2 separate regions of the Mus musculus genome follow, and region 2 is linked to region 1. A link is a contact called in ENCODE Hi-C or POLR2A ChIA-PET data. All regions are on one chromosome and are shown on one strand. Each heading gives the region's core, a stretch centred on a gene start or an enhancer-like site at or near the end of the contact. The rest is flanking DNA. Distances are from core to core; before and after follow the strand shown.

Region 1 (6,136 bases), core at 1,567-4,066:
CAAAACCAAAAAAACAAACCCCAAAACCCAGAACCAAGCCCAAACAACAAAACCGTAAAACCAAACTAAGAAAAGTCCACAAATAGATCTTAGAGAAAAAAAAAACTTGTTTTAGGGCCAATATGAAGAAAATTAAAACATCTCTAGTAATTTCTCTCGCCTCTCTAAACACTTTTGACATTTTCCTAAAGTCACATATATTACAGAAGCAAGCAAGAGCTTTCATTTATCCTGGAACTTTACCAAACAATTTCTTCTGGCAGTGGGGGAGTTCCATCTAAACTCACTTTCTTCAAACATCAAGACAATCTGGTAAAGAACAAACAAAAACCACTACCAAAAGAGAAACCCTGGAGAAACTTATGAAGAAAGATGGCAGGAGATACTGCTCAGAGGCCTAGCATATGTGTGGCCCTAAGTTCTTCAGTCTTGGAAAAAAAAAAGTCAAGGAAATTTTAGCCAGGCATAATGGTGTCCACCTTAGCATTTGGGAGGCACAAACAGGAGAATCAGAAGTTTCTTGTTTTTACAGGTAAGGTCTAGGTTGTCAAGGCTGGCCTTGAACTCACATTCCAAGCAGGTCTAGATCCAGAGAGCCTCCTGCCTCAGCTTCTTAAATAGCTAGGATTGCTGGCTTGGTATGTGTGACAGAGGGGCGGAGAAGATTCTTTGTGTAATCCTGGCTGTCCTGGAACCAACTCTGTAGACCTGATCTGCCAGCATCTGCCTCCCAAGTGCTGGGATTAAGGGCAAGAGCCACTATCACCTGGCCAGCTTTTTTGTTTTTTGTCTCATGTGGCCTTGAACTGCTGCTGATCTTCCTAAGACCCCAAAATACTGGGGTTACAGGCCTATGTCACCACCATACTTGACTTTTATCCCACGTTAATCTATCCCAACTACACTACAACCTCTGCTCCAGTGAACCCTTCTCACATTCCTTAAATATTCCAAATCTACTCTTTCCCAATTTTCTAAGCTGCAAATAGTCATCCTCTTTTTCTAGTGATTTCATGGTATCACACTAAGTTTTATTTTCCTTGTCCAGTCTTCGGGAGTCTTGGCTGAGATAATGTACTGTTAAAATTTGATACTGTGGCTATTTCCCCTATGCCTCTAACTTACAGTCAAACATTTTGAACAATAGGACCTTTCCTGCTGAAGTCTGTGCGTCTTTGTTCTTTGACACCCTTAATTGACTTGATAAGTCCTTAAAACTTTCAAAATTTCGTGGCTGTGTGGTGGTGAGCTCCAGTAATCGGGAGAGAGGAAGGAGGGCTGGGTTCAAGGCCAGCCTTGGCCATATGAATTTGAAGCCAGCTTTGGCTATCTCAAAAAGAACAAAAAGCCTCACAAAATTTAGTAGATATTTTTGTTGCAATTCTCTTATGTTTACTTCTGCTTAGGGCCCACCTCCCCCCAAATCACATTCTTTAACTATGTAAGCCTGCCAAAGTCTCTCGAGAATTAATACAGCAGGTATTTATATTCTTAAGAACTACTGTTTGTTCAACTGGATAATAAAATTGGAAAGTGAAATCAGGTAGATTTTTGGCTCAAAATCTACTTGTACTACTATCAGTAAAACGCTGGACTTGTTTCCCCAACCCCTTGGGGATTGTGAATAGATGAAATGAGGGATTTATTATTCACCAAAGATCTAGCACTGGAACTTGAGTATAGCAGACAATTGGCACCTTCTTTCCCACCTTAAGGGAAAAAGGTCCTGCTGAAAGGGGAAAAGAAAAAAAAATACTGATCGCGAAGCGACAGGGAAGCAGAGGTGAGAGGATCAAGGTCATCCTTGACTTTATGGCAAGTTCGAAACCATCTAGGGCTGATTGAGACCCTGCTTCAAAAAAATCAAAAGAAGGCATGAATGACTATGGCTCGAGTAACTTTTTTTTTGGACAGGGTTTCTCTGTATAGCCCTGGCTGTCCTGGAACTCACTCTGTAGACCAGGCTGGCCTCGAACTCAGAAATCTGCCTGCCTCTGTCTCCTGAGTACTGGGATTAAAGGCGTGAGCCACCACCACGGCTCGAGTAACTTAACGAAGTTACTTTAGACAATACCTTTCAGTCCTTTCTTGGGACAAAAGGCATTTTTCTAAACCAATTCTAGCTGGGAGTCAGAGTTGGAGATTCAAATGAACGTTTTCAAGTTGAACAAACCGAATTCCTTGTCAAAACCCTGAAGACAGCAGCACACTGATCGCTTTCCGGCTTCCCAAGTTTACAAACTTTGCAGGAAAGCGACAAGTCCTTAGGCACGTCGAGGAGATGAAGTGACTGCTTGGTGAACTTTGGCGTTGTCCAGCTCCTTAGCCAACTAGCCCATGTCAGAGAGGACCGTCCCCCTCCTCGTACATCAACATCCCCGCGTCCCCTCCCAGTCCACTCTCAGGTCCCAGAGAGAACTCACTGCCAAGGCCTTTGGCCTGGTGGAGGAACTGTGGGTCCTCCGTCGGCGGCTGCTGCTGCTGCTCCTCAGTGGGCTCCACGGGCCGCTCGGGGCTCTCCTCAGAAGGCGCGGCTCCCGCGGACAGCTTGTCCCCGTCCCGGCTGGGAGGCTCTTCTCCCTCCGCCGCCGCCCCCTCGGGCGGCTTCAAGCCCAGCCAACTGCTCAACCCTCCGAACATCCCGCCCGCGGGGTCACCGCCGCCTCTGCCGCGGTCCCCTCGCCCAAGAGCCCTGGCACCCTTAACCACTGGCTGATCCGACTCCGCTGGTCTTCGAGGGAGACTGACCGGAACCGGAGACCTCCCGAAGCTTGGCCCACCCTCTCTGACGGCGGCTCAGCTGGCCGCGCATGCGTCATGTCCGGCTAAGGCTCCGCCCCCTCTGCATCGACTCCCCGCCTCCCCGCCTCCCCGCCTCCCCGCCTCCCCGCCTCCCCGCCTCCCCGCCTCCCCGCCTCCCCGCCTCCCCGCCTCCCCGCCTCCCCGCCTCCCCGCCTCCCCGCCTCCCCGCCTCCCCGCCTCCCCGCCTCCCCGCCTCCCCGCCTCCCCGCCTCCCCGCCTCCCCGCCTCCCCGCCTCCCCGCCTCCCCGCCTCCCCGCCTCCCCCTGCTTTTGGAAAAGAGGCTAAGGGCCAAAAGGGTTTTCTCCGCTGAGCTCTTCTTGCTCTCTACCCACTTTTCTATTTTCCCCAGCTTTGTTTTTTGTTTGTTTGTTTGTTTTGTTTTGTTTTTGGCTTTTTCAAGACAGGGTTTCTCTGTGTAGCCCTGGCTGTCCTGGAACTCACTTTGTAGACCAGGCTGTCCTCGAACTCAGAAATCCGCCTGCCTCTGCCTCCCAAGTGCTGGGATTAAAGGCGTGCGCCACCACGCCCGGCTTATTTTCCCCAGCTTTATAGGTGTGTGGTTGGCATCTTTGGGGGCTCTCCTACCTGGTCTCACTTTGTGATTACCTCGAGATGACAGCCTCCTTTTTTAGGGCCAGCTGGACCGGGTTACACCCCCACCCTTGGAAAAGGAGGCCTCAAGCCTCCTCCTGAGTTTAACCCAAAGCTGGGAGTAATGCATAGTGATTTAGGCCAGCCTGGGCTACCTAAGTTCTTGTGTCAAGAGCAGAACATTAAAAAAAAAAAAAAACCTAAAGGAAAAAAGGAAGGAAATCAGCTGAGCGTGGTGGCACATGCCTTTAATCCCAGCCCTCGGGAGGCAGAGGCAGGAGGATTTCTGAGTTCGAGGCCAGCCTGGTCCACAAAGTGAGTTCCAGGACAGCCAGAAAAACCCTGTCTCAAAATACCAAAAAAAAAAAAAAAAAAAAAAGAAAGAAAGAAAGAAAGGAAATTAATTGTAAGGAAGAAGTTGGGGTGGGGTACTTATAGATTAAAAATTGGTTTACAGTGGGTAGGTAAAATGGATTAGCAGGTAAAGGTACTTGCCACCAAGTTTGGCAACCTGAGTTTGATTCCTGGTACCTATCTGATAAAACTGACCCTTGCAGGTTCTCTGTCCTCTGATCTCTACACAGGCTCTGTGACTACCTATACCATAAATAAAATTTAAAGTATTTCACACAATAGCTTAGAGAACTTACTGGGACTGAAGCTCAGTCAGTGGTAGACTGCTAAAACACATGCCCAACACAGCAAATCATGCGCACACATATGGAATAGACCTGGCTGAATGGGGTGATACATGCTTGTATTCTCAGCATTCAGGAAGCTGAGGCAGGAGGATCTTGAGTTCAACACAAGCCAGAGCTACATGAGACCCTTTCCCAAACAACCAAATGAGTGGCACTTAGAATTTAAAACCCTGGTAGTTTACGTGCTCAGCCCTGATCTCCACATGGCAGAAGAAAATAGCCCACTCCTGAAACTTGTTCTCTTGTCTGTATCAGTGTGCATTGTGTTCTCCCCAAACCCCACACACTAAATAAAGCATAATAAAGATTAAAATAGGGCTGGAGAGATGGCTCAGCGGTTAAGAGCACTGACTGCTGTTCCAAAGGTCCTGAGTTCAAATCCCAGCAACCACATTGTGGCTCACAACCATCTGTAATGAGATCAGATGCCCTCTTCTGGTATGTTTGAAGATAGCTGAAGTATACTTACATATAATAAATAAATAAATAAATAAATAAATCTTAAAAAAGATTAAAATAAGAAAACCCTCGAATACTCATTTAAAGACAGGGTCTCAAAGCCTAGCACAGTGGCACACACTTTTAATCCCAACACTTGGGTGGCAGAGGCAGTCAGATCTGAGTTCAAGGCCAGCCTCACCTATATAGTACAGCTAGGGTTACACAGTGAGGGTTTTTCTTTTTTTCTTTTAAATATAGGGTCTCAAGTAATCAGGCTGGCCTTGTCTTGGATTCTCTACCACACTCACCAAGCCTTTCTTATCTGATTCTGGGAATCAAACTCGCTGCCTTCTCTATGCTAGGTCTATACTATACCGATGGAGCTACATACTCACAGTCCACAACTGTGCATTTTATTTGAATACTAATTCAGCAAACACATTTAAAAATGATGACACACGGGCTGGTGAGATGGCTCAGTGGGTAAGAGCACCCGACTGCTCTTCCGAAGGTCCAGAGTTCAAATCCCAGCAACCACATGGTGGCTCACAACCATCTGTAACAAGATCTGACGCCCTCTTCTGGAGTGTCTGAAGACAGCTACAGTGTACTTACATATAATAAATAAATCTTAAAAAAAATGACTCTTAATTAAAAAAAATGATGACACACATATAAATGGTAACTTGGACCTTAGGAAGCTGATGAGATCAAGGAATTGTGAAATCATGTTTAAATTGTGGTCAAAATTCAAAATTTATCATCACCCATTTTCTTTTCTTTTTTTGGGGGGGGTTGTTTTTTTTTTTTTTCTGGTTTTTCGAGACAGGGTTTCTCTGTGTAGCCCTGGCTGTCCTGGAACTCTGTAGACCAGGCTGGCCTCAAACTCAGAAATGTGCCTGCCTTTGCCTCCCAAGTGCTGGGATTAAAGGCGTGCACCACTGCTGCCTGGCTATCACCCATTTTCAAAGTCAGTAATTTAGTAGTATTAAGCACATTCACATGACTTTGCAACCAATAGCCAGAACTTTTCATCTTGCAAGCTGAAATTCATACACTGCTTCCATTCTCTGCAACTAAACTTCTAGCAAACATCATTTTACTTCATCTTTATGGACTGGTCTGCCTACTGTAGATACTTATGTTCAGGGCTGGGTGCTGCCAATATGAGAGTAGTAGGTTTTTTGCCTAGCAAGAATGAGGCACTAGGGTCAAACCCCAGTCCATGGAGGACGGGAACTTGGTGTGATTATACAGTATCTGTCTTTTTGTGATTGCTTCCTCTTCCTCCTCCTCTTCCTCCAAGACAGGGTTTCTCCCTGTAGCCCTGGCTGTTCTAGAACTCACCTTGTAGACCAGACTAACCTCTATCAAACTCAAAGACATCCACCTGCCTCTGTCTCCTGAATGCTGGGATTAAAGGTATGTGCCATCATTGGGAACTCATGATTGGCTTCTTTATTGAGTATAATATCCACAAAGGTCATCCACGTTATGCATATTATAAATTTCTTTCTTTTTAAGGCCTGATAGTATCCCATTGTGTGTATATATAGTACCCCATTTTGTTTATCTGTTCATCTGTGGATGGACACAGCATT
Region 2 (6,136 bases), core at 1,357-3,856, 1.2 Mb after region 1:
CAATCAATGCTGGAGAAAAGAAACTGCCAGTGGCAGTGTGTTCATGATGCACTTTCAAGCCTCGGGTGGAACTAACCTAGCACTAGTAATGAGTTTCCTCTCCTACATGAATTAATAAACTGCAAAGAAGTTGAGAAACCCTTAGAGCAAAGTAATGTTCAAAAACACTAATTCATTGTCAATAGTGGATACATATTAATCATTTAAAAGATATTAGACATTTCATTAAACTCATCAAGATCACATATACACAAGTCTTGTCTCCGTGGTTTTCTAACAACATCATCCTTCTCAGGGGAGGTCTGGACATGTCTTGAGACCCTTTTGAATGTGATCAGGGGAGGTCTGGACATGTCTTGAGACCCATTTTAGTGTGATCATTTGGGGGAAGGTGCTATTGAGAGGTCAGAAATGCCCTTTAATAGCTACAGGGCTCAGGAAGATGCACACAATGGAGAATAATTAAGTCCTGGAGCTGAGGTGGCTCCATGGTCAAAGGCTCTTCCAGAGGACCTGAGTGAGTTCCAGTCTCAGTGCCATGGCAGGCTGCTCCTACCTGCCTGTGACTCGAGCTCCAGGTGACCCAGCAGCCTCTTTCTACTTTAGTGGACTCATGCAGAAGCCTACACACATACCCATAGTTAAAACTAAAATTATTATCTCCTATTATAATTACTCCCTTCTGCCTGGCATTATCAGGACCTGGATATTGTTGGGATTCAGGAGTCACCCCACAAACCACATGAACACCAACCTCAGTCAAACAGGGATGGTTTATTAAACAACACACCGTAGGACTGACTGACACAGCTCAGACTTTGGGAACTATGACCCCAAACATTTCTCAGGGCCAGCTTATAAAGGCTAAAACAACTAAAACCACAATGAGCTCATATGCCAATGTTGGAAGTCACATAACAGTTCTTTAATTTGATAGGTCCTACTGGTGAAGCTTATAGTTGTGGAATTTCTTAAGATTAACAAACGTCATAACCTCGGAACATAACAAGGTATGTGGTCAGCATGACCCTGCTTTGAGTCAAGTTATTTTTCTGTGTTAATGACTGGTACCCATATTACTGCAACAATATGAAATAGCTGGCAGGCATGGAACAAAATGTCTACAGCTATGTTACGGCAGGAGACCTCAACAGACATAACTTACAGGAAAGGACTAGAGAGGGATGTGAGAAAAACCATCTTCTAATTCACTCCATTTTCCATGTTCACAGCAAGGCACACACTTACACACCATCCAGCTAGAATTAACCCTGAACTGCTTGAAAATGTTAAAAATCTAACCTCTGGACAGGTTGAGATCCACAGAAATAAACAGAAGTATAGAGACCTGCCTTATCAAAAAAAGACGACCTCAAACAGGCCACACTAGACTCTGAGATAGTTGACACTGGTTGCAACTCTCTCTCCGTTTCTGCATAACTTCAGCATGCTTAAAGTTTCAAAAAGAAAAGCTTTGTTGTGCATACTAGTCATGCTCACAGTTCTTCGGGCACACACATGCCAACCAAACTTTTGGATAGCAAAGGGGAGATTGGCAGACTTACAGTCCAGAAAGCAGGAGAAAAAGCAACCGTGGTTTTCAGAAGAGATTATTCAAACTAAGGTGTACACATTCAAATTATTTCTCAAGCTTTTTCAGGAAAAGACAAACGAGGTGGAGTTATACTTACAAGTTTCCAGCAGCTTCAGTCCAGTAGCCAGCCCTTAATGCCTGCTGTCATCCGGATCCCAGGCACTATTTTGAAGTTCCTGGTCTCTCGATCTGGAGTAGGGCACAAAAGAAAAAAAAAAAAAAGATGTTAAGAACTTGAGAAGTGGAGACGGGTCAGACTTGTGTTCCCGACACTACTGTGCTACCAATGCCCACCCTGGAGGGTGGCGTTATCCGTCCCCCCCCCCCCCAATCCGGATGAGTTCCAGCGTCTTCAGCCTCGGTGTCTAGAAATGCAGTCGCCCCATCTCCAAACCGGATCCAATCCCCAGGGGTTAGTTAGTGACCCTGTACTGACGAGAGCGCCCTGGGAAGCCGGTTCCTGGGGGAAGCTCGAGTAGCCCCTCCGTTATACTCTCGGACCTACATCTTTCGGGTCTCCCCGGACCAAGGTACCTCAAGACAGTGCGTGTAAAGGCCAAAGGGGTAGTCCTTGTCCCCACAGACAGGCCCTGCGACCCCGCGGCCGCGGTCACACACAGTCGCCCATCCTTACCGAATTCAACCTCCGCGCGGGCTCCCGGCACGAGGCTGCCAGCCTATGAGGAGCTTGCTTACGCCCCCTTACCTCACGCCGCAGCCTCGCGAGACCTTGACTCCTGACCCGCCCTCTGTCTTGGGCCCAGAAACCGGAAGTCCCGCCCTCCGGTAGCTCCGGTTCCGGCTCAATCCGGCTCTGGCTCGCTCCGGCTCCGGCTCCGGCTTTCGACCGCAGCTCTACAGGGAGACCGCTGAGGAGACCCTGAGAACAGCCACAAGTGACTTGCCCAGGCCTTTGATCTCGAACAGCGGCATGCGATCACCCTTGCGCCTAAGACCACAGGCCGATTTTCGCGCTCCGCCCATGTCACCAGCCCGCCTCCATCCGTCGCTTAGACCACGCCTTTTCCTCCGGGCTGTACCACTAGCTCCTTCTTATGGGTGATGCCGTTACCATGGTGCCGAAGCCTGGCTGGGTCACGTCACGTCACGTCCCCTCTTTCGTTAGACTTTCTTATTGGCCTATCAGAGCTTGGCTTGAGAGCAAGCTATGAGCCCGCCTCTCAAAGAGACCTCTTTTCCCCTGCAAGCATATTTTACTGCTTTAAGTCTAAGACACCTCAGAGGTTCCCTAATCACCTACCGTGGCCTTCACCTTGGCCGCCCCTCTCTCGCCAGATCGAGTGTCTCTCTTGAAAAAGGATACCCCAAAGTCCCTCTTGAAAACAGTCCAAATTCTAGATGCTAAATAAATAAATAAATAAAAAGTAAAGTAATGACACTTTTATTTTTTCGTGTTTCTGCCAGTGGTAATTTATGAGCAGAAACCGATGGGAAACAAAACTGCTTGCCCAGTGGTGGGGTTCAGTGGTGGAACTGAAACCTCGCAATTCCTTTTCGTGCCTTTTTTTTTTTTTTTTTTTTTTTTTTGGTTTTTCGAGACAGGGTCTCTCTGTGTAGCCCTGGCTATCCTGGAACTCACTTTGTAGACCAGGCTGGGCCTCGAACTCAGAAATCTGCCTGCCTCTGCCTCCCAAGTGCTGGGATTAAAGGTGTGCGCCACCATGCCCGGCTTTTTCGTGCCCTTTTAATGAGACCTGGGGAGCCAACCCAGTGTTTCTTCCAGCCTCTCACTCAGCAGGCTTTAAATTTTAGACAGGTACGTGGAGGAAGCACACTGCCCTTCTAGTTCTTATGACTTTTTCTAGGCACCAGCTCTCCCTCATACTATGAAGCTCTCTAGACTGCACCACACTTTCATCTCTGCTTTGAAGCCCTCCACCCCTACCCCATACTCCGACATTACTCTTATAATTTGGCTCCCACAGAGACAATGCTAACCCAAAAAACTCTGAATGGGCACACAGGGAGGAAAAAAACCGTTCCATTCGCTCTTTGTTCCTACATTCAAAATCTGTGACTATATTCTGAAAGTACAAGAAGCCTGAAAGAATCTTGAAGTTCTTTGCTTCAAGGACAAGATAAATAAATAAAAAAAGATGTGATAAGAGACTGGATAGGTGGAACCAGTGCTTGGTAAGAGCTGGTGTGTTGATCCAATCGGCAGGAGTAGCTGGGAGCATGAAACCACTGGCCATTTCCATAGTAGTTACTACAGCCCTCACACAATCAAATTCTCAACAAATATTCACTGACAATATCGCCTTTTCATTTGTGTGGAGGGTTACAAGTTTCCCCTCCATCACACAAAGATTAGTTCCATGTGTCAGCAGTCACGATTTTGTGATCACTTTAAAATATGAGTTTCCCTCTCCTCCACTTTCCACCCTTGTGTGGCTTGAAGACAGTGTGTGTATGCACAGGGTAACAATCCTGACCTTAGACGAGCACAGAGTAAAGAACAGGTTTTTGGTGTGTGTGTGTGTGTGTGTGTGTGTTTTGAGACAGGGTTTCTCTGTGTAGCCAGGCTTCAAATTCAGCTATTCACCTGCCTCTGCAGTCCAAGTGCTAGAACTACAGGTGTCTGCCCCCACCTCCAGTTTTTTTTTTATAACTCTAAATATTTTTTTTAAGATTTATGTTACGGGTGGTTGTGAGCCACCATGTGGTTGCTGGGATTTGAACTTCGGACCTTTGGAAGAGCAGTCATGTGCTCTTACCCCCTGAGCCATCTCACCAGCCCCTCACCTCCAGTTTTAAAGAATAGGTTTTAACAAAGCATTTTTATTAAGTTCACCCTGGCCCTGAGACCCCTCATTTATTTCTCAAAATGCCATCCATGTTTTTTGTTTGTTGGTTTGTTAGTTTCTGCCTCACCCTATAAACATGACTGTTTTGAATTTGATAGCATTATTTATCCTTCATCTTTCAGAAATGACTCGAAGCAGCCTACTAAAATGTACACAACATTCTACAAGAGAAGTATTTTAAAGATTTGGACATGGGGATAAATGAGGCGAATAAATAGGCATCCAATTGCAAATCATCAGATTCAAAACAGTACTTGAAGGTGGGAAGTAGATGCGGCTCTACGTTTCTAAAAGGGCTACAGAACAGAAGAAATGAAACTTATTTTAAGGTTTTAGAGTATTCATAAAAGCCGATCAAGATATGGGTTTCATAAAGCATACTTCCAAACACTTGTCCTGAGGGAAACTTGTGATTCCTTGCTGGGGACAAAGAGCTAATCAGACTCCCTGACAGGCAAACAGGTAAGAGTTTGGGGCTATGACTAGGCAATAGATGGTGAGTTTCCAAGATGGCTGGCTTCTTCCTCATCCTCCTGACCAGAGACTAATGACAGGCAGTTTAAAACAAAGGCCCAAGGTGGATCTCTCAGTTCGAGGCCAACCTGGTCTACAAAGTGAGCTCCAGAACAGCCAAGACTACACAGATAGACCCTGTCTGAAAAAAAAAAAAAGCCTGTTGGGCGTTTTTTCTCTTACTAGTAGGGACCCCCTTCCTGTCCAACAAGTCCAAGGCCAAAACGGAACCTGTTTCCCCCAGACATGTGGAGCTCTCAGCCTCCCTTCCCTTTGTTCAAACTGATCAACCTTAAACTGGGGGCAAGACCCATCTCAAAAGACCTTTAAAATGCCCAGCCCTCATTGAGGGCTGGACTTTACCTTCTTGGCTCTCCCCCTCTACTTTGTAGAGGGTCTTTTTCTCTGTGTCCTTTGTGCTCTGTATGTGTGTGTGTGTGTGTGTGTGTGTGTGTGTGTGTATGTGTTTCCTCACCCCAACTAAAAGTCTTTTCTTTACTGCTGATTTTGTCTGCTACTGTCTGCTGTGTCTGAGATTTCTCCCAATGTTACCTGATGCCCTGGAGATTTTCCCTGCCTTTTCACTTCTTAACTGGCTGAGAAAACAAACCCATTCAAGACCTCTAGACTGTAACCCATGAGGATGATGTGAGGTAAGTGGGAAGAAAGTGTCAATCCACTGACCCCTTTCATGTAAACCATTGCTACATTGACAATAAGTGAAATTTAGGAACTGCCTAAACTTTCCACTTCAACTGAGCTCCTGGGTCCTCTGGCGCCTTTAGAGTACTTTTAGGAAAAGCTGGTCTGATCAGCTGCATCTGCTTCCTTAAAGTTCCAGGTTAGTCAATGCCATTTTGAAAGAGTGATTCCATTTTGCTAGGGCATGGCTCTTTGGGCTTCATGTAGATTCTAAATCCAAAACAATGTCCTTCTATAATCCTTGCATAGCACACCTGAGCAACAGTGGAAACAGATGCACCTGCAGGACAGACGGGCAGTTAAGTCTTGCTTTTAATAGATGAAATTCATGATAACATCTCCATGCCCAAGGTGAGACACAGCTCATTGAATAAGTTGTCCTTTAAATTCCTGTCTTAAAGCCGAACATGGTGGCATACACCTTGAATCCCAGCACTTGGGTGGCCAGCCTAGTCTACATAGTAAGTTCGAGGATAGCCAGGGCTACATAGAGACCTCG

The links. A loop is a pair of places that touch in the nucleus more often than their neighbours do. ChIA-PET counts read pairs that join two places held with the same protein, here RNA polymerase II (POLR2A).
Region 2: a map of v-Abl transformed pro-B cells shows a loop between it and region 1 (7-fold over the local background). The contact joins the promoter of Siah1b here to the promoter of Syap1 in region 1. A Hi-C loop is called at or near these places in 1 of 37 maps with a recorded cell type or tissue (v-Abl transformed pro-B cells). POLR2A ChIA-PET finds 5 or more read pairs at or near these places in 1 of 5 experiments (embryonic stem cell).

What each region holds. Positions count from the first base shown.
Region 1 is chrX:162,885,646-162,891,781 of GRCm38, forward strand. Syap1 (synapse associated protein 1) reads right to left here and starts at 2,817. Exons shown (of 9, transcript NM_025932.2): 1 at 2,424-2,817. The coding sequence starts at 2,640.
Region 2 is chrX:164,073,887-164,080,022 of GRCm38, forward strand. Siah1b (siah E3 ubiquitin protein ligase 1B) reads right to left here and starts at 2,607. Exons shown (of 4, transcript NM_001308385.1): 1 at 2,301-2,607; 2 at 1,692-1,783.